Regions from separate parts of the Mus musculus genome. Here all the other regions are linked to region 3. A link is a loop called in an ENCODE intact Hi-C map of the cell type or tissue named here. Cell type or tissue: left cerebral cortex. All regions are shown on one strand.

Region 1 (8,000 bases), 100 kb before region 3:
TTTATAATAAAATCAGAAGGGACCTTATATTAGCTGTTCTCAGGAAGAGCTGAATATTGAAGAGCCCCAGCCTTTTTTTTTTACCCTGATTCACCAGGAGGAGCTTTACAAGGACAGAGAGGGTGGTCACAGCTAGTGCTGTGGTCTTTATGTACCGAACACTTTATTAGAATCATTGCTAATAAGTGACCCCTCCTGATGACCATTTGAGATGGCTATGGATATGATTTTCAGGGAAAAAGAATGTTAGGACAAGTGGCTAACCCAGGGTCATATGGCTGCTTGTCACACTCCTGGAGACCAGCACCTGGTAGGTAGTTAATGTGCAGACACTTGTCTAGTAAGTTATATTTTTGTGCAAGTATTTTCTGTCTAGCTTTGGGCAAAAAAATAGAGAGCTTTGTTTTTGAGGCAGGGTCTCCCTCTGTGCCCAGACAGATTGAGAATTCATAGCGGGAGGTAAGAGGGGAGGCACCCACCCCACTCCTCCCTACCCCTATACCAGAATTACAGGCAGATGCTGACATACTTGGCAAAATAGTTTTCTGTTCTAATTCCCAGTGAACTGTAAGACATAATCTGAGTAAATATGTGTTTTAACTAATAAAAATATATTATTTTTAGGAACACGAGAGAATTTCAAGAATTCATGAAGAGTTTAGGAAAAAGAAGAATGTGAGTAATTTTCTAGGTCAACTCGTCCTTATCCTGGTACACCGGTGATAACCGATAGATTTCTGATTTCTTTTAAGCTAAATTATTAAATGTCTCTCCATCGAGTCTCTGCCGACCCTGAGATGCCGTGAAGGCTGGAGTTGGAAGAGACATGGGAGAGACTTTATTCATATTTCCTACACTTTCCTTTTCATGTATTTTGACTCCTAAGGGTACCTCTACTCTGTGCATTCCCCTTGGTTTTGCTGTGAACCTAAAACATAGGGTATGTTGTGTATTGTGCAGGTCGTGTCTCTGGGCAATCCTGCTGTGTCAGCAGTTTTCCTTGAGGATGTGTTTGTGTTAACCACTGAGGGAAGCGGTTCTGAATGACGACTGTTTCTCTCCTAGGACCCTTCGTTTCTGGAAAAAAAGGAGCGTTGCGATTACCTCAAGAACAAACTCTCTCACATAAAGCAAAGAATTCAAGAATACGATAAAGTGATGAATTGGGATACGCAAGGTTATCCCTAGACACTGTTTAGCCGCTGCTGCTGTGTGCTGGTCTCCTGGGTGAGCAGCAGGCACCTCCAGGTCATCTTCCGCTTGGTTGAAGCACATCCTAGGCAAACGCACTGTGACTTCACTCAGACATCTCAAAACCGTTTCAAACCCGCGAGGGCCTTTACTGAGATGAGGGGGACAGCGTATTCAGCTGGGATAGTTTAAGGTTCTTCTGATGAACAAGGGCTTGAAGCAAGATCAGTTGTCACACTCTGTGCTCTTGGGCGAGTTGGTCAGTCCTCTGTGCCTGTTTCTTTTGTAAAATGATACCTACCTCATAGGGCAGTTATGAGACCATATGTGCTCACCTTTATTTCTCAAGCATCTGGAACAGAGCCTCCTGCTGTTGCTGCTGCTGCTGCTATGGAAGAGCCACGTTCGTGTGGGGAGGGCTGTGGGCCCGTTTTTGGAGGATGAGCTACACAGGATGAGTCTCAGGAAGCAGTCCATAGTGAGCAAGGGTCAGCAGCTAACCAGAGGCGCGTGTCCCATAATGCCCTGGCGTTTTTCCGCCTTTAGCACTGTAGCCTTAAGTGGAAGTTTCACTGCTGCCTGTGAACTGTTATGGCCCCTCACGGCCTCCATGCCTGTAATCAGGGTCACTGTGCATAGATCCCCGTGTCCCACAGCCCACGCTGTGTGCATGTGAGAGCTAAGCCTTTCAGTTTACTTGGTGTCTCCCCTGTGATTCATTGCCACACCTACCCCATCTGTGTGACAGTTTCCACCCACTACAGCTTCCAGTCAAACAATTAACCAATCAATGTCCGAAGGGTTTTACAAAGTAGCGAAACCAAAGTAATTAATGAGTGGAGCTGGCAGAGGCCTGGAAAGTTCTGGGTGCTGATGACAAAGTTTTGTTTTGTTTTGTTTTATTTGTCAGTGAAACCTGGCAATACTCTTGCAGACTAACTTTTGTAGTGAGACCTTGTCTCAGAGCACGAAACAAATAAAAACAAAATAAAGGAGGAAAAAGACAAGTAGTAAATAAATAAAACATGGTAGCACGTGCACACCACCCTGACACTCAAGAGCAGAGGCAGGAGTGTGTCGAGTTCAAAGCCAGCCTGGGCTTCAGAGCAAGGACCCCCTCTCTCTTTAATGCAAGATATTGCCGTTTTGTACATACATTTAAAAAGCTTAGGTTAGCGTTAAATTTAAACGTTAAACACACTTAACTTTGTGAGACTTTATTTTACTACAGTTGTAAATGTTAATCTTTTAAGACTGATGCTGTAACACTGATTTATTTTTTAATGTTCTATCAATACAGAGGTGTATTAAAATGTCAGTTACCTGCTGTTTTGTGTGTGCTCCTTATTGGCTGGTTTTGAAACCTTCCTGTGTTCGCCGAGAATGTTTTAAGAATACTTTTCCTTAATCAGAAGATAAACTGGATGGCTGGAGAGACAGCGGTTAAGTGCACATACTATTCTTGCTGAGAATCTGAGGTCTTCCCAGTACCCACTGTTATGAAATATAAGGGCGAGGGGGTACCTGGCAGGCCCATGCCAAGGTGTGCCCTGAGTATGCCATGTAACAGATCTGCTATAAAGTTTGTTGGGGGAAGGGAGAGGAGTGAGACCTGGGAAGGGGTTTGGCAGGCAGTGAACATGTGGGCAGGCAGATAAATACCACCAGGCTAATAAATACTTTCTTGAAAAGAACTGGAAAGTCATAAATACCCGTAGGTCACAGCACTCATGTGATGTCTCCTGTTGGAAAGAATTTAATGACAAACCAGGCATGGAAATGCATGCCTGTGATCCCAGCACGTAGAATCCCAGACCCAGTCAGAGGTAGGAGGCTCCTAGAAAGTTACAGGCCCACGAGGGCTAAAATCAATAACAACAAAACAGGTCAGGAGAGAGTCCTCGGAAGTGCTTCAAGGTGAGTTCCCAGACGACTGGGTCATTCCAGCTCAGACTTACAGACAGGGAGATCCCAGCCTGGTGCACTTGGCAAGACCCAGGCCACCAGTTGGAGTGTCTCTCTCTCTCTCTCTCTCTCTCTCTCTCTCTCTCTCTCTCTCTCTCTCTCTCTCTCTCTCTCTTTCTCTCTCTCTCTCTCTCTCTCTCTTTCTCTCTCTCTCTCTCTCTCTCTCACACACACACACACACACACACACACACACACACACAATAAAGATATAGAGCTGGCTGGTCAGTGGTAACGCACACCTTTAATCCCAGCACTCAGGAGGCAGACACAGACAGATCTGAGTTTGTGACCAAACTGGTCTACAGAGTGAGTTCCTGGACAGACAGGGCTACACAGAGACACACCTGACTTGAAATAACCAAACAAGGAAAAAAAAAAAAAAAAAAGATAAAAAGCTGGCCTGCAGTGGCAAACACCTTTAATCCCAGAGCTTGGAAGGCAGAGGCAGGGGGATCTCTTGAGTTTGAGTCCAGCCCAGTCTACAGAGTGGGTTCCAACCATCTCAAAACACTAAAATACAAAAACCTAGATTTGTGTAATATTTGCTTTTATTTTGGGCTAAAGCTAGATTAGGTCTCTTTTCAGAAACAAATGTCTTTGTGCTTACTTATTTCATTTTAATGTAATTTCATTATACTAAAGCTTTTGATGTTCATACCAGATGATAGAACAAGGGATTAGGCTGAAGTCACATGACCTCAAAGCAGATCTACCTGATTGAGCAGTGACAGATGACAGAAGGTACAAGAGGCCTTTTGTAAACCTGAACACCCTGACGTGTAGTTGTAGAGTTTTGGCTTGGTAATGTTACTGGTAAGAAATTTTCTTGAGCCAAAGAATAGTTCATTGTTAATAAAGGGTGGACTCTGGAGGTTGTGTGTACCGACCGGTTCGGCCTATTGTCTCCACAATGCTATTCACATACACAGAAGCAATTCACCAAGACCGAAGTCACAACATTATTAGTCAGCATAAAAGGGGGAAAGGGAGAAAGGCGACTGGGAAACAGGAGACATTGTCTGATTAACAGGAGAAAGATTCGGTTTCTTCTTTATGAGGAAGGAAGGTGACACAGAGATGGCTGTCAGTGAGTGTGGGAAGCCGCCCCCACATTCGCCGTCACAAGATGGCGCTGACATCCTGTGTTCTAAGTTGGTAAACAAATAATCTGCGCATGAGCCAAGGGTATTTACGACTACTTGTACTCTGTTTTTCCCGTGAACGTCAGCTCGGCCATGGGCTGCAGCCAATCAGGGAGTGATGCGCCCTAGGCAATGGTTGTTCTCTTTAAAATAGAAGGGGTTTCGTTTTTCTCTCTCTCTTGCTTCTTGCGCTCTCTTGCTTCTTACACTCTGGCCCGATAAAGATGTAAGCAATAAAGCTTTGCCGTAGAAGATTCTGGTTGTTGTGTTCTTCCTGGCCGGTCGTGAGAACGCGTCTAATAACAATTGGTGCCGAATTCCGGGACGAGAAAAAACTCCGGACTGGCGCAGGAGGGATACTTCATTTCAGAACCAGAACTACGGATCACGTTTATAAAGGTTCCCGTAACACAGACTGTTGAGAAGGATTCAACTGCCGAATTCAGAACTCATCAGCTGGGGAACGACGGTGATAAAGGTTCCCGTAAAGCAGACTGTTAAGAAGGATTCAACTGTATGAATTCAGAACTTTTCAGCTGGGGAACGAGGTAAGTCTGATCTTGAACTTTCTAAGGAAATTCAAGACAGTCTATCAGAAGTAAAGTGGAAAATGGCTTTACAAGTTATGTTTGGCCTTAAATTTTTTCTAGTGTTAGAAGCCCTTTTGTTCCTTTTCACATGTTATATAGTGCTTAAGATAGGGCTGAAAATTCTAGAGGAAATTCAGGACAGTCTATCAGAAGTAAAGCGGGGAGAGAGAGTAGGAGCAAGGAGAAACGGTAAGTATACAGGCCTTTCCAAGGGTCTTGAACCCGAGGAAAAGTTTAGGTCAGGTAAGAATACCTGGAGAGAGATTAGAAGAAAAAGAGGAAAAAGGGAAAAGAAGAAAGATCGATTAGCGGAGGTCTCTAGGAGATACTCGTCACTAGATGAGCTCAGGAAGCCAGCTCTTAGTAGCTCTGAAGCAAGTGAAGAATCCTCCTCTGAGGAAACAGACTGGGAGGAAGAAGCAGCCCATTACCAGCCAGCTAATTGGTCAAGAAAAAAGCCAAAAGCGGCTGGCGAAAGTCAGCGTACTGTTCAACCTCCCGGCAGTCGGTTTCAAGGTCCGCCCTATGCGGAGCCCCCGCCCTGCGTAGTGCGTCAGCAATGCGCAGAGAGGCAATGCGCAGAGAGGTGCGCAGAGAGGCAGTGCGCAGAGAGGCAGTGCGCAGACTCATTCATTCCCCGAGAGGAACAAAGGAAAATAGAACAGGCATTTCCAGTCTTTGAAGGAGCCGAGGGTGGGCGTGTCCACGCTCCGGTAGAATACGTACAGATTAAGGAAATTGCCGAGTCGGTTCGTAAATACGGAACCAATGCTAATTTTACCTTGGTACAGTTAGACAGGCTCGCTGGTATGGCACTAACGCCTGCTGACTGGCAAATGATTGCAAAAGCCGCTCTCCCTAGTATGGCCAAATATGTGGAATGGCGAGCTCTGTGGCAGGAGGCGGCACAGGCGCAGGCCCGAGCAAACGCTGCTGCTTTAACTCCAGAGCAGAGAGAGTGGACTTTTGATTTGTTAACGGGTCAGAGAGCTTATTCTGCTAAACCTGATAAGAGGTATCAATGGAAGGTCTTACCACAGGGGATGTCCAATAGTCCTACAATGTGCCAGCTTTATGTGCAAAAAGCTCTTTTGCCAGTGAGGGAACAATTCCCCTCTTTAATTTTGCTCCTTTACATGGATGACATCCTCCTGTGCCATAAAGACCTTACCATGCTACAAAAGGCATATCCTTTTCTACTTAAAACTTTAAGTCAGTGGGGTCTACAGATAGCCACAGAAAAGGTCCAAATTTCTGATACAGGACAATTCTTGGGCTCTGTGGTGTCCCCAGATAAGATTGTGCCCCAAAAGGTAGAGATAAGAAGAGATCACCTCCATACCTTAAATGATTTTCAAAAGCTGTTGGGAGATATTAATTGGCTCAGACCTTTTTTAAAGATTCCTTCCGCTGAGTTAAGGCCTTTGTTTAGTATTTTAGAAGGAGATCCTCATATCTCCTCCCCTAGGACTCTTACTCTAGCTGCTAACCAGGCCTTACAAAAGGTGGAAAAAGCCTTACAGAATGCACAATTACAACGTATTGAGGATTCGCAGCCTTTCAGTTTGTGTGTCTTTAAGACAGCACAATTACCAACTGCAGTTTTGTGGCAGAATGGGCCATTGTTGTGGATCCATCCAAACGTATCCCCAGCTAAAATAATAGATTGGTATCCTGATGCAATTGCACAGCTTGCCCTTAAAGGCCTAAAAGCAGCAATCACCCACTTTGGGCAAAGTCCATATCTTTTAATTGTACCTTATACCGCTGCACAGGTTCAAACCTTGGCAGCCGCATCTAATGATTGGGCAGTTTTAGTTACCTCCTTTTCAGGAAAAATAGATAACCATTATCCAAAACATCCAATCTTACAGTTTGCCCAAAATCAATCTGTTGTGTTTCCACAAATAACAGTAAGAAACCCACTTAAAAATGGGATTGTGGTATATACTGATGGATCAAAAACTGGCATAGGTGCCTATGTGGCTAATGGTAAAGTGGTATCCAAACAATATAATGAAAATTCACCTCAAGTGGTAGAATGTTTAGTGGTCTTAGAAGTTTTAAAAACCTTTTTAAAACCCCTTAATATTGTGTCAGATTCCTGTTATGTGGTAAATGCAGTAAATCTTTTAGAAGTGGCTGGAGTGATTAAGCCTTCCAGTAGAGTTGCCAATATTTTTCAGCAGATACAATTAGTTTTGTTATCTAGAAGATCTCCTGTTTATATTACTCATGTTAGAGCCCACTCAGGCCTACCTGGCCCCATGGCTCTGGGAAATGATTTGGCAGATAAGGCCACTAAAGTGGTGGCTGCTGCCCTATCATCCCCGGTAGAGGCTGCAAGAAATTTTCATAATAATTTTCATGTGACGGCTGAAACATTACGCAGTCGTTTCTCCTTGACAAGAAAAGAAGCCCGTGACATTGTTACTCAATGTCAAAGCTGCTGTGAGTTCTTGCCAGTTCCTCATGTGGGAATTAACCCACGCGGTATTCGACCTCTACAGGTCTGGCAAATGGATGTTACACATGTTTCTTCCTTTGGAAAACTTCAATATCTCCATGTGTCCATTGACACATGTTCTGGCATCATGTTTGCTTCTCCGTTAACTGGAGAAAAAGCCTCACATGTGATTCAACATTGTCTTGAGGCATGGAGTGCTTGGGGGAAACCCAGACTCCTTAAGACTGATAATGGACCAGCTTATACGTCGCAAAAATTTCAGCAGTTCTGCCGTCAGATGGACGTAACCCACCTGACTGGACTTCCATACAACCCTCAAGGACAGGGTATTGTTGAGCGTGCGCATCGCACCCTCAAAGCCTATCTTATAAAACAGAAGAGGGGAACTTTTGAAGAGACTGTACCCCGAGCACCAAGAGTGTCGGTGTCTTTGGCACTCTTTACACTCAATTTTTTAAATATTGATGTTCATGGCCATACTGCGGCTGAACGTCATTGTTCAGAGCCAGATAGGCCCAATGAGATGGTTAAATGGAAAAATGTCCTTGATAATAAATGGTATGGCCCGGATCCTATCTTGATAAGATCCAGGGGAGCTATCTGTGTTTTCCCACAGAATGAAGACAACCCATTTTGGGTACC
Region 2 (8,000 bases), 160 kb before region 3:
CAGGATAAAATAAGTAAAACTACCACACTTTATATGCAATGAGTCTGGGCATGCAACTGTCAAAATGATTTTTAAAAAATAACATAGTCATGTTCTAATGGTTTGAGTTCACAGTAACCTGTCCTTCCTGAGAGATCAGTATGTCTCGTATAGTCATTTAAAATCACTCAAACCTTTGTGTCTGCTGAACACAGCATTTTCCCTCTTCTTCATATTCAGATCTTATCTATCGAGTCTCCTAACAGAAACTCTCCTAATTATTACTCTTTGCAACAATTCTAGTTATTTTGGGTTAGGGAAGGGAAAATGTCCAAAATAACCATGTGATGCTACTATCTGCTATACATGTGACACTTTTTCTTTCTCAGGTCCCTAGCACAACAGAACTGCTTACTACCAGGATCCTTCTGCTTTCTGGACCTCTAGCAACACTTAGCAGGACTAACACTCTATTACCTGACTTAAAAACAAAAACGCAACATCAAAGTGACCCTTACCTTCTCGAGCTAGATCTCCCACGTTAACGTACTTCAGGCCTGATCTTGATGCAAGTTCTTTGCCTAGTGTGGTTTTTCCAACCCCTGGTGTACCTGTAAGATTAGACACAGAAAAATACTGTTCAAATACTACTTATTTGTCAGCCATCTTCTGCCCTTAAGGTTCTTAACTGATATAAAGCCTGGTATGGTGGTGTACGTCTTTAATCCCAGCACTTGGGGCAGAGGCAGGTGAGAGTCTCTGGGGCTTCAAGACCAGACTAGGCTACACAGTGTCAGGACAGCCAGGGCCACATAGGAAAGCCCTATCTCAAAACCAAACCAAACCAACCAACCAAAAAATTCTCCAGAAATTACTGTCTACTAGTGTCTATATCCTAATCTCCAGGGATAGGACTGCAGCAATTTTGATGCCAATTCTGCCTGCCAACAACAAAATTCCCAGCATAAAATTAGACACCTTGCCGGGCGTGGTGGCCCATGCCTTTAATCACAGCACTCGGGAGGCAGAGGCAGGCGGATTTCTGAGTTCAAGGCCAGCCTGGTCTACAAAGTAAGTTCCAAGACAGCTTGAGCTATACAGAGAAACCCGGTCTTAAAAAAACAAACAAACAAAAAAACAAAACAAAAAAATTAGGCACCTCAAATACACTATTATCACTTATTGCGTTAATAAAAAGCTTAAAAAACATTCAATGGGCCGGGCATGGTGGCGCACGCCTTTAATCCCAGCACTGGGGAGGCAGAGGCAGGTGGATTTCTGAGTTCGAGGCCATCCTGGTCTACAGAGTGAGTTCCAGGACAGCCAGGGCTACACAGAGAAACCCTGTCTCGAAAAACCAAAACCAAACCAAACCAAAACCAAAACAAACAAACAAACAAAAAAACCAAACAAACCCCCACCCCCCAAAAAAACATTCAATGGGGCTGGAGAGATGGCTCAGCAGTTGAGAGCACCAACTGCTCTTCCAAAGGTCGTGAGTTCAAATCCCAGCAACCACATGGTGGCTCACAACCATCCTTAATAAGATCTGATGCCCTCTTCTGGGGTGTCTGAAGACAGCTACAGTGTACTTACATATAATAAATAAATCTTAAAAAAAAAAATTCAATGGAAAAAAAGTTTAGTATGAGCAATACCATTACTACCATTTCCCCTAACAGAAATACCTTCCCCAGAGGGAGCTACTTTAAACCAGTTTCTTACTTAACTTTCTATGTGTTTGTGTGTATCTAAGGGATACTTGGTGTGTATTTAAGTAAGTGTATACATACACACTGTATATATCCACACAGCATAGATACCCTTATAAATGACACTATACATAGTTTGCTTTTCTCCTTTTACAGCTAATACCCTCCACTTCCCCCTGTTTTTGTTTTTTTTCGAGACAGGGTTTCTCTGTGTAGCCCTGACTGTCCTGGAACTCACTCTGTAGACCAGGCTGGCCTCGAACTCAGAAATCCGCCTGCCTCTGCCTCCCAAGTGCTGGGATTAAAGGCTTGTGCCACCACTGCCCTGCTTATAGCTAATACCCTTAAGACAATCAAATGCATAATGTTCAAACTTATGTCAACTTGAACATTGTAAGAAATCCTGAAAAATCATGTCTCTATAGTCAAAAAAAATATACTTCCACTGTAAGAACACATCAATCCCAACTCTTACTCAGCGCTCGTGAACCCTTTCTGTATTCAACACTCCCATTCAGATCTACAGAGTTCTTATGATGTAACTCTTGTCCGTCCCTCCCCACTGCTTTCCCCCCTCCCGCCAACCGGCACGGTTCTAGGTTGGCCTTTGACTTCTCATCCTCCCTAGTATTGGAATAACAGACATATGCCACCCCATCTAGTCTATGTTGTTCTGGGGACCTGATTCCAGGGCTTCCTGCCTACTAGTGAGTAGTCTACCAACTGATCTACAGCATTCTCTGCAGCCTACTGGCTTCAGAATCTGAAAGCCCCAAGAAACTGTCTGGCCATGCAAATCAGATATTGTAAAATGTTCCTAAGGAATCTCAAAGCTAAAGCCTGCAGAGCTAAGACAGACAACAACCTCACCTGATTCGTTACCTGACAAAACAGCAGCTGAACTTTTTTCAGTAAAGTGATGGCATCTTTATCTATATCCATCCCATCTTTGTACAACTGGCCTATGACGCTACTAAACGCTACAACTTAACCTTTCTTATTAAAGCTCCGAAACGTCCCACCCACGATCAGCTCCAGATCACCACAAACGCTCAGAAACCTTAACACTGAAACAACAACAAAGCCCGTGGCGCGAACCGAACAAAGTAACAGTTCATTAGTCACGTCTCTTCACAAGCATCCCAAAAATCATCTACAGAAACCTTTCGGGAAGTGTTTCTCAAAAGCAAAGGGGTATCTAAAAATAAAAAATAAAATAAGAAGGTGACGACCAAGAAGGCCCAAAGACTGGGGTACCCACCATCACCACATCTCCTAACGGCTAAAAACTGCCTCACCGCACCTCGATTTTTAAAAACCCCAAGCCCGACCGCGACAAAGGCTCAGCAGCCCGTTCTCCAGGCAAAGATACCAGATTGACAAAGGCCAAGCGTCCGGCGGAGCGACGGGGCAGCGGGAGAGCAGGAGCCGGCCTGCCGCTCTCCCTCTCCTCGGCGCGGCGTCTGACCAACCGAACCGCCGCCTCCGCCGCTTCCCCCGCCCCCCACCCCAACGGTCGCGAGCGCCGGGTCCTGACGCGCCAGCCGACACGGCACGCCGCGCGGCCTGCGGAGCGCCCCCGGGACCTCACAGCCCTCGGCAAACCCCGGCCCGGCCCGACCCGACCCCGTTGCGCGCCCTAACCGGTGAGCAGGATATTCGGAAGCTTCATAGTCCTCCTTCCCCTGCAGCCAAAGCCTCCGCTCACGCGCCCGCCCCGACGCGCTTGCCAGGGAGGAACCGGAAAGGGCGGGCGTGCGTGCGGAGGGGCGGTCTCGTGCGCCTGTACGCGGCTAGGTTCCCTCGAGGCCCTCCGCCGGGCTCGCACGCACTCAGACCCTACCTCGGCACGCACCAGGAACTCCGCTGGCCTCGGGTCCTACGCTTCCATCTAATGGTGGGAAGCCGGGCCCCGAGACCCGCCTGCGTTTCGGGTCAGGCAGTGCGCTGGACGCCTACGTCCCTTGCTCGCTTGCCGGCCCCTCCCCTCTGGCTGCGTCGCGGAAGCGCCGTCCGTGAGGAAGGTCCCCAGGAGGCGGGCCCTCCAACAGCCTGCGGCTGAGCCGGGAGGGCTGGGTGGCGAAGTACAGCCCCGGTTCTCCGCTTTTTTCCGCCCGCGAGGGGACGCAGCTCCCGGAAAGTAAGGACGCCGCGGCTTCCGCTTGATTTATTAATATCCCAGAGGCGTGAGGTCAGCTGTGTCTTCACGCATACCTGGGCTGTGTCCTTCCCGGCCCGCCCTCCAGTCTGGACTGGTGTAGGATGTAGGTGAGGAGCCCTGGCCTGGAGCCATGGTGCGAGGTGTCAGCTCCGCTCACTGGTGATTGCAGAAACACCTAAGGACTGACGTGTGAGCTTTGTGTCCCTGTCCCCTGTGCAGTGTGTGAGGTGGAGGTGGATAGGCTAGGGGTAGTGTTGAAGTTCTCGTTATCTCCGGCGCGTTTCCCGAGCCTGATATCATCAGAGACGGTTGTTTGTTTATCGAAGGAGGTGACTGTCAGTCTTGTTTTCAAAGAGCCCTGATCATTGAGCATCTTTCATTTCGACAACTATAATTTCTTAAGCAGACGTTTTTGTGTCCCTTTGAAAGGTCAGGCCATAATCCTAAATTAGATAGGAGAAGATGATTTGTTTTATTGGGTGCCAAAGTTTTCAGCGTGTGGGCTTGTGTGTACCTACAACTCTAAAATAGATGGGTGCACCTTCCAATATATACATTTATCCAAAGTGACTAATGAGTCTCATTTCATTTTTTCCCCCTTAAATTGTAAATCCACAGTACTTGGTAGCATGACATGAAATACAATTTTCAGCATAAAAATAAAAATGTTTATATGGGATTAGTTTTTCTTTATAATAAAAGGTAAGTGCACAAATATATGGTTTTTCTGTTTCATTCATCGTTGAGTTTTTTTTTTTAAGATTTATTTATTTATTATATGTAAGTACACTGTAGCTGTCTTTAGACACTCCAGAAGAGGGTGTCAGATCTTGTTACAGATGGTTGTGAGCCACCATGTGGTTGCTGGGATTTGAACTCAGAACCTTCGGAAGAGCAGTCAGTGAGTGTTCTTAACCGCTGAGCCATCTCTCCAGCCCCATCATTGAGTTTTTATGAACAGCTTTTATTTATATTATACCATCATAGATAGATTATCTGATTAAATTGTAATCATTTAAAATTTACTTTAAGATTTTAACATCTTTATTTGAGCCCTTATTTCTTGGTTGATTATGTATTTTGGTATTAATCCTGTATTTACAGTTTTTTTTTAAATAATTTGAGCTGTTTTTCTTTTTTCCCCAAGGTGAATTATACTTCAACATACTCTAAATTGTATGCTACTGATGGGAACTGTTAAAGTTTATAATGTCAGAAACTTTCCTTAGACCAAAGGTGTCTTCCACAAAGGTATGATATACATAAAATGGTCATGTGGTGATTGCCTAAAGAAAATGAGAAAAGTTTGTTTGTTCTCAGTGCTTTATGCCTGTCAAAGTAGTGATAGTCCAGTGTCTGTTACAATCAGTGATCTGAAGTCTGGTAAGCTGCAAAACAACTATAACCATAATTATGAAAAGCCTCCTTTTTTTCTTTTCTTTAATTTTCTTTTCTTCTCTCTTTTACTTTTTCAAAACAGTTTCTTTTTGTAGACTTGGATATCTTGGAACTCAATTTTAGATCTGGCTGGCCTCTGTCTTCTGAGTGCTGGGATTAAGGGCTTGAACCACTACGCCCAGTTTTGAAAAAGCATTTGTAATTCCAGTTACTCTTAAGAGATACATATGTGGTTGTTGGCTAGCTTAACCACAGGCTCTACCTGATGTTCAGTCAGTGTGTCCTTTTTCAGCAAGATAGGAATTGTGAGGAAGTGTAGACTCATGCAAGAGAACTGGGAGCCGTTTCCCTAAGGGAACTCTAATTTTTTTTCTGATTTCTTTTTTTTTTTTTTTTAAAGATTTATTTATTTATTATATGTAAGTACACTGTAGCTGTCTTCAGATACCCCAGAAGAGGGCATCAGAGCTTGTTACAGATGGTTGTGAGCCACCATGTGGTTGCTGGGATTTGAACTCCGGACCTCTGGAAGAGCAGTCGGGTGCTCTAACCCACTGAGCCATCTCACCAGCCCTTTTTTTCTGATTTCAAGTAAATTATATAACTTTGCTGTTTTTCTTTCTCACGGTAGATGGAAGTAAGAAATAAAAGTACAACGTGTATAAATAACATACAAATCAATATTGTCTTCAGAAGGTTTAGTATAAAACTATTTTCATGCACTTTTAAATATAGCAGGAAGAAAATGATTATAGTATCATTGTCAATCCTTTGACATAGAAGAAATGAGTCAGGTGGCTATGACAACATTTTTTTCTTTCTGTACATCTTCTTTCTTCTACTTCTGATAATATTTTTGACCCTTTGACCAAAGGGTGACGTGTGGATTAGATTGATAAAATAGTTATCAGTCCACATTTCTTCCCATAAGCCTTATTCTCAATTTCAGTTTTGGAGTCTGTCTGTGAGAGGAATATTATCTAACAAGGAGTTCACAACTATAAGTTCCCTCCTTTTCTGATCTCCCTCCTCTTCCATCTCAGACATCGAGACTGAAGCCAGGGCGTAGCGACGTCAGATGAGCATTCTATTGCTAAACCATGTTGCTAACGGAAGCAGAGGATCCTTTAAGAGAGTGTATTCTTGTTTCCCCATTAGTTAGGCAGGAAATTTCGAAAACCACGTGATATGTTAGATTTTTCTAACGTAATAGAGTATTAAAATCCACTCTTAGGGTGCTGGAGAGATTGCTCAGCAGTTAAGAGCTCTTCCAGAGGACCAAGGTTCAATTCCTAGACCCACATGGCAACTTATAACTGTAAGTCCAGTTCCAGTGGGTCTGACACATCTCGTGCAGATATACATTGCAGGCGAAACACAGTGCACATTAAAAAAAATCCATTTTTAAACTTTTGTTTGTTTGATTTTAAGTTTTTGAGTCAGGTTCTCATGTGGGCCAGTGTATTTTCAAACCTGCTGCTCTCCTCTCAAATGCTGGAGTTAGAAGTTAGTGCTGCCATGCCTAGACATTTAGAAAATTTCATTATCTTAAAACCTTTTTAGTACTGTTATTTTAGGTTAAAATTGCTTGATTTGACATTTTTATATGCATTTATGAAGGTTTTTATTTTTATTTATTCATTTTGTTTTTTTTTTTTTTTTTGAGACAGGGTTTCTCTGTAGCCCTAGCTCTTCTAGTACTTGCTTTGTAGACCAGGCTGGCCTTGAACTCGGATTTACCCCTGCCTCTCCTTCCCAGATACTGGGGTGTACTACCACCACCTGGCTTTTACAAAGGTTTTTTTAAAGAAAAGGAAGTAATAGAGGGAGATGTGGTGAGGTTAGCAGTTTCTATTGGACTAGAACACATGGACTTTCCTGTTCTGGTGATTCCAATATTCTTTCCCTAGATAGTTCCATGAAAAAAAATCACCTTCCCCAGAAAGCCTGTCTCACTTATTAAAGTGTTGGTTGCTTCATACACTGCAAAAAAAAAAAATACAATGCAGTCATAATCACCAGGTTTAGCATCATGATTTTTCACCTTTATCTTTATAAAGTCTTAAGATAAACATGGGGTTGTGGTGGCACGTACCTTTCATGGGAGGCCGAGGCAGGATCACTGAGTTTGAGGCTAGACTGGTCTACAGAGTGAGTTCTAGGACAGCCAGGGCTACACAGAGAACCCTGTCTCAAAAAAGTAAATATGTGGGGGCTGGAGAGATGGCTCAGTGGTTAAGAGCCCTGACTCTTCTTCCTAGGTCCTGAGTTCAATTCCTAGCAACCACATGATGGCTCACAGTCATCTGTAATGGGATCTGATGCCCTCTTCTAGTGTGTCTGAAGACAGTGACAGTGTACTCATATATATAAAATAAATAAAATCTTTTAAAAACTTTTTTTCCATGTGGTTTCTGGGATTTGAACTCAGGACCTTCAGAAGAGCAATCAGTGCTCTTAACCACTGAGCCACCTCTCCAGCCCTTAACATTTTAAAAAGTAAACATGCATAGGTATATAATGTGCGTGTGTAGGCCAGAGATCATTACTGAGTGTCTTCCTCAGTCATTTCTCTACCTTTGAGATAGGGCTTCTCACTGAACTAGTTTACCCTTGACTAGACTGGCTGGCTATCAACTCCAGCAATCTTGGTATTTCTTCTTTCCAATATGGTATCATATGCATATGTAGCTACACATGCATTTTTACATGGGTACTTAAAGGCCAATTTTTTTTTTTTTTTTTTTTTT
Region 3 (8,000 bases):
CATTGTGTAGTGTAGGGCACTGACTGCTAAGTGATGCACTGTGTCATGTAGGGTACTGAGTGCTAAGTGATACACTGTGTGATGTAGGGCACTGACTGCTAAGTGATGCACTGTGTCATGTAGGGTACTGAGTGCTAAGTGATACACTGTGTGATGTAGGGCACTGACTGCTAAGTGATGCACTGTGTCATGTAGGGTACTGAGTGCTAAGTTACACCCTGTGTGATGTAGGGCACTGACTGCTAAGTGATGCACTGGGTGATGTAGAGTACTGAGTGCTAAGTGATACACTGTGTCATGTAGGGTACTGACTGCTAAGTGATATACTGTGTCATGTAGGGTTGCTCTGTCTAGTCTAAGTATCTTGTTTTAGTTTTGAATGTATTTGAAGTACTTTATATTAATATGAAAAGCTTCATCTGAAATCTGAAGAATCTGTAAAGACCTGAAAGAGTCAAGAATGACCAGAGCAGAAGGCTGATTCCCCTTGGTGTATGGGAATTCTTCACTTGCCAACACTTCTTGGGTATACCAGCAGTTCAGTACAGTAGTGTTGGGATAGCAGCAGCAGTGGCATGACCTAGCAGGGATGGCCAGGCCTGAGATGAATTGGTACAAGTCAGCAGGAGGGACCAGGAAGGACATTCAGAAGAAGTTCTGGGCTGTGCCTCTCTCGGGAAGTGTGGAGATAAACAAGCATCGCACAGCGGGCTGTACCAGCAAGCCAAGCCCCACCTCTGTCATTGTCTGTTGAGTCCTATTTATACTCCCTGCAAACATCACATGTTCTCCATGGGTCTGGCCTCAGCACATGAGTCTGACTTAGCGAAACTTCACATGAGTCTTGTCTCAGCTGCCATCACTCTGCCAATTGGCCTGGGTCAGCAGAAGCAACAAGCCACAGAACACCACCAGAAGTCTCTTCGTGCGTTTCTCTCTATGGAGTCCCAACAAAAGGAGCTCAACTACGCAGTGTAAAGGCAGACCAATACATGCGTGTCGTTAGCAAAGACTCCTTTACCATGTGTCCTTTCATGCGCTTGCTTTAGCAGAGCATCTTCTCTCTCGTGTCTGCTTCAGTGAAAGGTTCCTTTACCTGTCTGCTTTAGGAAAACACTCCATCATGTGTTTGCCCCAGCAAAATGCCATCCAACATAACTGACTTTCCAAAGAACCCTTAAGTTTCCACTTCATATGTGTGTGTGGTGCTGGGGACGAAACCCAGGTCTCACACTTGTCTACACCCTAGTCATAGAAATTTAAAACGAGTATTTTGCTCTATTATTTGGTTTCAACTTAGAGGCATTTGGATGAGGGCGGAAGAGGTGACTCAGTGGTTAAGAACTCTGGCTGCTCTTCCAGAAGTCCTGAGTTTAATTCCCAGCAACCACATGGTGGATCCATAATGGGATCTAATGCTCTCTTCTGGCATGCAGGTGTACATGCAGATAGAGTATGCATAACTAATTTTTTTTTTTTCGAGACAGGGTTTCTCTGTGTAGCCCTGGCTGTCCTGGAACTCACTTTGTAGACCAGGCTGGCCTCGAACTCAGAAACCCGCCTGCCTCTGCCTCCCGAGTGGTGGGATTAAAGGCACACGCCACCACACCACCTGCTTAACTAGGTCTTTTTTAAAATTTTTATTTAATGTCTGTGTGCTCTGCTGCATATACATCCGCCTGCCTGAAGAGGGCGTCCGATCCCACTACAGATGGTTGTGAGCCACCATGTGGTTGCTGGGAATTGAACTCAGGATCTCTGGAAGAGCAGCCAGTGCTTTTAATCACGGAGCTATCTCACCAGCCCTAATTAAATCTTTTTTAACCCTAACAGAGGCTAAGGTTGGCAAATCTCTGTGAGTTCAAGGCCAGTCTAATTTACAGAGCTAGTTCTAGGATTGCCAGGACTACACAAAGAAACCCCGTGTACACCAAACAAAAAACAAAACAAAAAAGTATTGGGTTGTTAAGGCTCACTTTCTTGCAGCCTTTCAAATTAAACGCTTTTTGTATTTCAGTTACACTACCCAAGCTGTTCCCAGATTTTCTAACTTCATTGTGCCAGCCAGCTATGGACACACACACACCACACTCAGGGAGGGAGAGGGAAAGAGAGAGGAATAGAGAGGGACTTACACGAGGTCTTATAATACAGCCCAGGCCAGTCTTGGGCTTGTAATCCTGCTTCAATCTCCCTAGTTCTGGTATAATCGGTATGTACCACCACACCCAGGTTTTATTCAATTCTTTCTTTACGGTTGTTCTTAGTTTCACAGCTTGAAAAGGTATTTCACTAGGTAAGATAATTTTATTGTTACTTTATATGTGATTGGAATATTAGTCATAGTTATACTGAGACTACCATGATTTCTGTGCACATTTTGTTTTGCTTTGGTACCCTGTTAACAAAGTTTTAATAAAAACCCCCTGTTCCAGCAGTCCTAGCAGACTTGTCTGGCCACGCGTCTCAGTTTGCCAAAGAGACACGTAATGATGAATGACAGAGAAAAGGGTTTTATTAAGGTGGCCATGATGAGAAAAACAGATAAAGGGGTTTGCATATACCAAGTCTGTCTTCGAGGGGCTGAGATGAACTTTGACATTTTATAGAAAAGGGAAATGGGAGGGGCTTGTGGTGTGCATAGATGACAGAGCCTGTGGTCTGGTCAGGTGATCTGGTCAAGGCATGGGTCTGATCACTTATGCCAACAAAGGCCTTGTTTCGCAAGGGTTTCTGGAGACCTTGCTAGTGATGTCATTACTCCGAGGCAGACTGTTTATGGCGAGGTAGTTACCCCAGCGCCAGCTTTCAGCCTCCCCACCATACGTAGTTGCCCTCATGTGGGAGGTGATCTGTCCTGCCAGGCTTGCTCTTTGCTTGGGAGTAGTCTCGGTTCCACGTCATAAGGATGTTTACAGATCAGTCTTGCCATTCCTTGTGTTCAAGAGAACTACAGAAGAGAGTGAGTGACTTAGCAGGAAAATTGTTTTTTAAAAAAAAAAGTCAGAGAATGGTGCCCTTCGTCTTCCTAGCTCAGTCTTAGTTTCTAAGACTATTTTACAGAGCCAAAGTTATGAGTGGGAAAAGTTCGAATGTGTCTTACTTCTATTCACAAATATGCTTAGATGTATTTTTATTTTATTGGGGGAATCCTCTTATTTTTGGGTTAAAGAGCATGCTTGGCGCTCGTGGGGGTGGGGCGGCAGGTGGGGCTATGGCTATGCAGTTAAGAGCACTTGTTGCTATTCCAGAGGGTCCGGATTTGATTTCCATCATCCACATGGCAGATAGCAAACATCTGTAACTTCAGTTCCAGGGGATCAGATGCCATCTTCCGTCCCCTGCCCCAACTAGGCACGAACATGGTGCACAGACATGCACGCAGGCAAAAACATCCAGATACTAAACAAAACCCAACAAAACAAAACCCACGGACAAAAAAAAACCTCCCTAAACGCATGTATAACGTATCCAGAACTTGTAGTTTTAGCTGTTTGGTCTATAGAAATGCACCCCACAGCAGAAATATTGGTGAACTGGAAGGCAGTTACGCTCTTGGGCACCACTTGCTCCCTAGCTCCCTCTTCTGGCAGCAGCTGCCCTCTGCCGCCGGAACATTTTTTTTTTCCCGTGGCTCCAGCGCGCTGCGGAAGAATTTTGGCGGCGCACTCAGACTGCCGGTACTTCCGGTGAGGGTCGTCTCGTCGAGGCTGGTGGGTCTACGCGAGGAGACCTGCGGGGTCCTGAGGCTGTGGAGGGCTGGAGTGAGGCGGACAGGAGAAGAAGCCTGGAGCTGAGGACCGAGGTGCAAAGCCCGGGTTGGCCTCGGGGGGGACCTGGAGGGCGGAGGGGGTGGGGGCGTGTGCAGGGAGCGCGGCAGCTTCCGCCTGAGGAAAGTTCTCGCTGCAGGGCTGCCGTTTGCCGTGAGTCTGTGTGGCCCGAAGCGAGTTTGCAGCCCCGAGCTGTCCCTCTCTGAACACGGGGGACAGTAAATCACCCTTGACCTCGGGCCAGGCAGGGTAAGGCGAGGCAGAGCCTCCGCAGTGGCCATGCGCGCTGCGGCTCGCGGGTGCACGCGAGGAGCTCACCGTGAGCATCTCCCGGGGCGGCTGGGTGTGATGACGGAAAGTCTAAGAAACGGGTGATCTGGCTGCGGCGTGGGGACTTCTAACTTCTCCCCGGTTGGATTCTCCATCATAAAGAGGCCCCGTATACCCAGCCAAAAAGTGTGCGGCGTTTACTCGTTGCTTCTCATTTTCTCTGAATTTAAGAGAGTAATAGAAGAGTAAAATATAAAGCAAATGTTGATGCGGTGGAGCAACATTTAAAAAGCTTAAAAGTAATATTATGCGAACTGTGTGTGCACACGCACACACGTGTGCTGGGATCACAGGTGTATTCCACTCTGCTCATCCTGAACAGAAATTTTATTTATTTTTAATTAATTAATTAATTAATTTGGAGATGGTTTCTCTGTGTAGTGTTGGCAGTCCTGGAACTCACTTTGTAGACTAGGGTGGCCTTGAACTTTAGAGATCTGCCTGCTTCTGCCTTCCGAGTGCTGGGACTAAAGGTGTGCTCCACCACAGCCAGGCTCATAGTTTTGTTATTTTTTAAAATTATTATTTTTTTTTTATTTACAGTTCCAATGTTATCCCCTTTCCTGGTTTCCCCTCCGAAAACCCCCTATTTCCTACCCCTTCCCCTGTTCACCAACCCACCCACTCCTGCTTCCTGGCCCTGACATTCCCCTATACTGGGGCTTAGAGTCTTCACACGACCAAGGGCCTCTCCTCCCATTGATGACAAACTAGGCCATCCTATGCAGCTAGAGCCATGAGTCCCACCATGTGTACTCTTTGGTTGGTGGTTTAGTCCCTGGGAGCTCTGGGGGTACTGGTTAGTTCATATTGTTGTTCCTCCTAGGGGGCTTGCACACCCCTTCAGCTCCTTGGGTACTTTCTCTAGCTCCTTCATTGAGGACCCTGTGCTCTGTCCAATGGATGGCTGTGAGCATCCACTTCTGTATTTGGCAGGCACTGGCAGAGCCTCTCAGGAGGCAGCTATATCAGGCTCCTGTCAGCAAGCTCTTGTTGGCATCTGCAATAGTATCTTGGTTTGGTGACTGTATATGGGATGGATCCCCAGGTGGGGCAGTTTCTGGATGGTCATTCCTTCAGTCTCTGCTCCGAACTTTGTCTCTTTAACTCCTCCCATGGGTATTTTGTTCCCTCTTCTAAGGGCTCATCCTTTTAATTTTTTTACTTTTTTGGTTTTCGAGACAGAGTTTCTCTGTGTAACAGAGCCCTGGTTGTCCTAGACTCTGTTAGTAGACCAGACTGGGCTCGAGATCCACCTGCCTCTGCCCTCCTGTTTCTGAGTAAAAAAGCCAGTCCTGCTTCTACAGATACCTGTCTTTTATCTTTTATTTCCGAGTCACCTCCCATCAGTTCCACCATGTCCAGGCAGAACTTTACTTTTATGTTCACAGTGGTGTTTGAGGGGCTTGAGTCTCATTGTGTAGCCCAGTCTGGGCTTGAAGAGGGAAGGGTGCATCAGCATGAGAGGCTCAGGGAATAACGTTCTGGCTTTAGTTCCCTGTCTGCGGTTTCAGATAGGAACTGTCTGGGCTGACAGCTATTCTTGCACATGGAGGATAGGATGCTGAGTAAGCATTTGCCAGTCTGAGGTATTTTTACCTTTTAAAGACAAACGATCAAGTTTTCTGAGGCAAATGATGACTCCGTGGGAAATATACAGAATTTAATTAATAACGTTATATTGTAGCAGGTTTCATAAAAAGCCCCTTAGGACTAGTCTCTAATCTTCTGACTTTTTTTTTTTCTTTGAGAGAGGGTTACTTTGTGTGTAGCCTTGGCTGTCCCGGAACTTGCTCTGGAGCTCACTCTAGAGCTCGCTCTGTAGACCATGCTGGCTTGTGCCACCACTGCCCAACTGAGAATTTTGTATTTTCATAGAATAGTTACTGAATACACTGCAAGAATAAAATGACCTTGCATTCTGATATTTTAAACTTTGTCCCTAACTGTTAAGTAATTAGGTTAATTGGTGATCTATTTTTTTTTTTTTTTTACAGAGTTGAATAAGCATATATATCATTATAAGCACCATGGATGAAGAACCTGAGAGAACCAAGCGGTGGGAAGGAGGCTATGAGAGAACCTGGTAAGTTAGATGTAATTGGCCGTGCTGTAGATACTGTCTCTTTCTCTTTAACTTCAGTTTTATTAAAGTGTGTTTCATGTGTATTAAAATTCAATATATCTCAGTTGACAACCCAGTGAAATTCTTTTGAAAAATATTTACTGTTTTGTATAACTCTTGCCATAAACTACTTTTAGAACAGTAAATGAGGGCAGTAAGTGCCTTTATACTCATTCCGTCCCCACCACCTGTACACACTGTCATGACCTACAGATCACCTTTCCTGCCCATTTGATGTAAATTTCACAGCTCCTTCATGTTGAATGTGCTCCTTTGTAATTGCTGGAGAATATCTCTATACTCTTATGCTACATTTTGTGCATTCATTCAGCATTTGAGATGTTTTCATCAACTTCCAGTTTTTTGTTATTATGGATTGTGCTGCTGCGAACATACATATACAGATCTTTGTATGTTTTACTTTTTATTGGATTAGTATTTTTAGCTTATTTCAAACTAATAAATATTGCTTTCAGGGAAATTCTTAAAGAAGATGAAACTGGATCACTTAAAGCTACAATAGAAGATATTCTCTTCAAGGCAAAGAGGAAAAGGTATGAGCTGCTTTTGAGAAAGAGTTACAAAAGGAAAAGAGGTTCTCGAAGCCTTTCTGTCCCTCTGTGACCGTCCTTCATATTTCTTTTTAACTGTGTGCTTAGGGAAGCTTACCACAATTGTCTGACTAGGGGTAAAGAGCTAGCAAGTAGCCCTTGCCCCCAAGAAAAGTGGTCTCCAGAGACTACCCATGATGCCTTTAGTTTTATGTATTTCAAAAGTTAATAATTAATGAAAAAGACACAGATTGTTTTATTGAGTTTTGGTAGCTGTGATGTTCAATTAACTGTTTTTTTATAATTTTAACAGAGTGTTTGAGCACCATGGACAAGTCCGACTTGGAATGGTATGTTAGGAATTTTTCTGTTAGTTTGTGCAGAACTAGTTTGGATCAGAGAAATATTCTGACTTGACAGAATAAACAGTGAAACAACAACCTTTTAAACGAATAGATTTAAAACTTATGCCTAGAATATTTGAATAGTAAGTAATAATTTTGCTTCTTCCTCAAAAATGTACTTGGACATTTCTCCTTGTTTTTGGTAGATGCGCCACCTGTATGTGGTGGTGGATGGATCGAGAACAATGGAAGATCAGGATTTAAAGCCCAATAGACTGACTTGCACTTTAAAGGTATAGTAGACTCCCTAAGTTTGTGCTAAATGTAGGGAAAGGGTATATACATATGTATAAGTAAAAATATATATTATATAACAGTTTAAGAGTACAGGAAATTTTGTTTTGCTTTTTTTTCCAATTAGTAACAAATGTTAACTGAGTAGAAATGTTGGTCCCGTGTTCTGCCTCTCTGCTGGTTGTATCTGGACACAGCTGATACACAGATAAATCAGCTCAAGGAGGGTTGGGCAAAGTCTGGGGCGGGGAGTCCGGAATCTGGGTCTCCCTTTGGGGCATCAGAGCAAGGCTAGGAGGGGAAATCAGGGCCTGGGACAAGCAAGATTCCAGGCTGGTTGGGAGTGAGTGCAGAGTGCAGAGTGCTGAGTGCTGAGTGCAGAGGGGTGGGAGTCTTAGTGTGGGCGACGTTCTTCCCTGTGGTGCAGCTGCTCCGTGAAACGGCTTGCTTGTTCATGGTGTTTCATTGGGGGTGGATTGGCTGCATAGGCTTTGTTCTGGGTGATCCAGGGATTGTATAATTTTGGGGATGGTGGTGAGAGTCTCCAGGAAGGGGCATCTCATTGGCTGAAGGCAAAGGATGCTGA

What was found. A loop is a pair of places that touch in the nucleus more often than their neighbours do. Peaks named below come from ENCODE experiments on the same cell type or tissue, not always from the same donor. Only the 100,000 strongest peaks of a DNase experiment are listed, where the experiment ranks them.
Region 1: a loop joins it to region 3, with 2.8 times the contacts of the local background. A loop is called at or near these places in 9 of 42 quality-filtered maps.
Region 2: a loop joins it to region 3, with 3.0 times the contacts of the local background. A loop is called at or near these places in 11 of 42 quality-filtered maps.

The regions. Positions count from the first base shown.
Region 1 is chr13:100,590,477-100,598,476 of GRCm38, reverse strand. Marveld2 (MARVEL (membrane-associating) domain containing 2) reads left to right here. Exons shown (of 7, transcript NM_001038602.4): 6 at 625-675; 7 at 1,066-2,520. The coding sequence ends at 1,188. Among named protein-coding and RNA genes, the nearest start is that of Gm24261, 9.9 kb to the left of the region's middle. In left cerebral cortex, a CTCF peak has its summit at 4,265 (motif pointing right); a DNase peak (open chromatin) is centred at 4,256; H3K27ac peaks cover 325 bases.
Region 2 is chr13:100,646,781-100,654,780 of GRCm38, reverse strand. It overlaps Rad17 (RAD17 checkpoint clamp loader component), which reads left to right and starts at 3,720. Exons shown (of 17, transcript NM_001044371.2): 1 at 3,720-3,831; 2 at 5,000-5,103. The coding sequence starts at 5,062. It overlaps Ak6 (adenylate kinase 6), which reads right to left and starts at 3,438. Exons shown (of 5, transcript NM_027592.3): 1 at 3,336-3,438; 2 at 498-590. The coding sequence starts at 3,363. Taf9 (TATA-box binding protein associated factor 9) reads right to left here and starts at 3,438. Exons shown (of 3, transcript NM_027139.5): 1 at 3,336-3,438; 2 at 498-590. In left cerebral cortex, a CTCF peak has its summit at 3,797; DNase peaks (open chromatin) are centred at 2,774, 3,232 and 3,684; H3K4me3 peaks cover 2,569 bases; H3K27ac peaks cover 1,309 bases.
Region 3 is chr13:100,488,262-100,496,261 of GRCm38, reverse strand. It overlaps Gtf2h2 (general transcription factor II H, polypeptide 2), which reads left to right and starts at 3,653. Exons shown (of 16, transcript NM_022011.4): 1 at 3,653-3,805; 2 at 6,098-6,186; 3 at 6,702-6,779; 4 at 7,090-7,126; 5 at 7,327-7,413. The coding sequence starts at 6,131. In left cerebral cortex, CTCF peaks have their summits at 1,689 (motif pointing right) and 3,604 (motif pointing left); DNase peaks (open chromatin) are centred at 3,652, 3,900, 5,597 and 7,845; H3K4me3 peaks cover 1,255 bases; H3K27ac peaks cover 1,197 bases.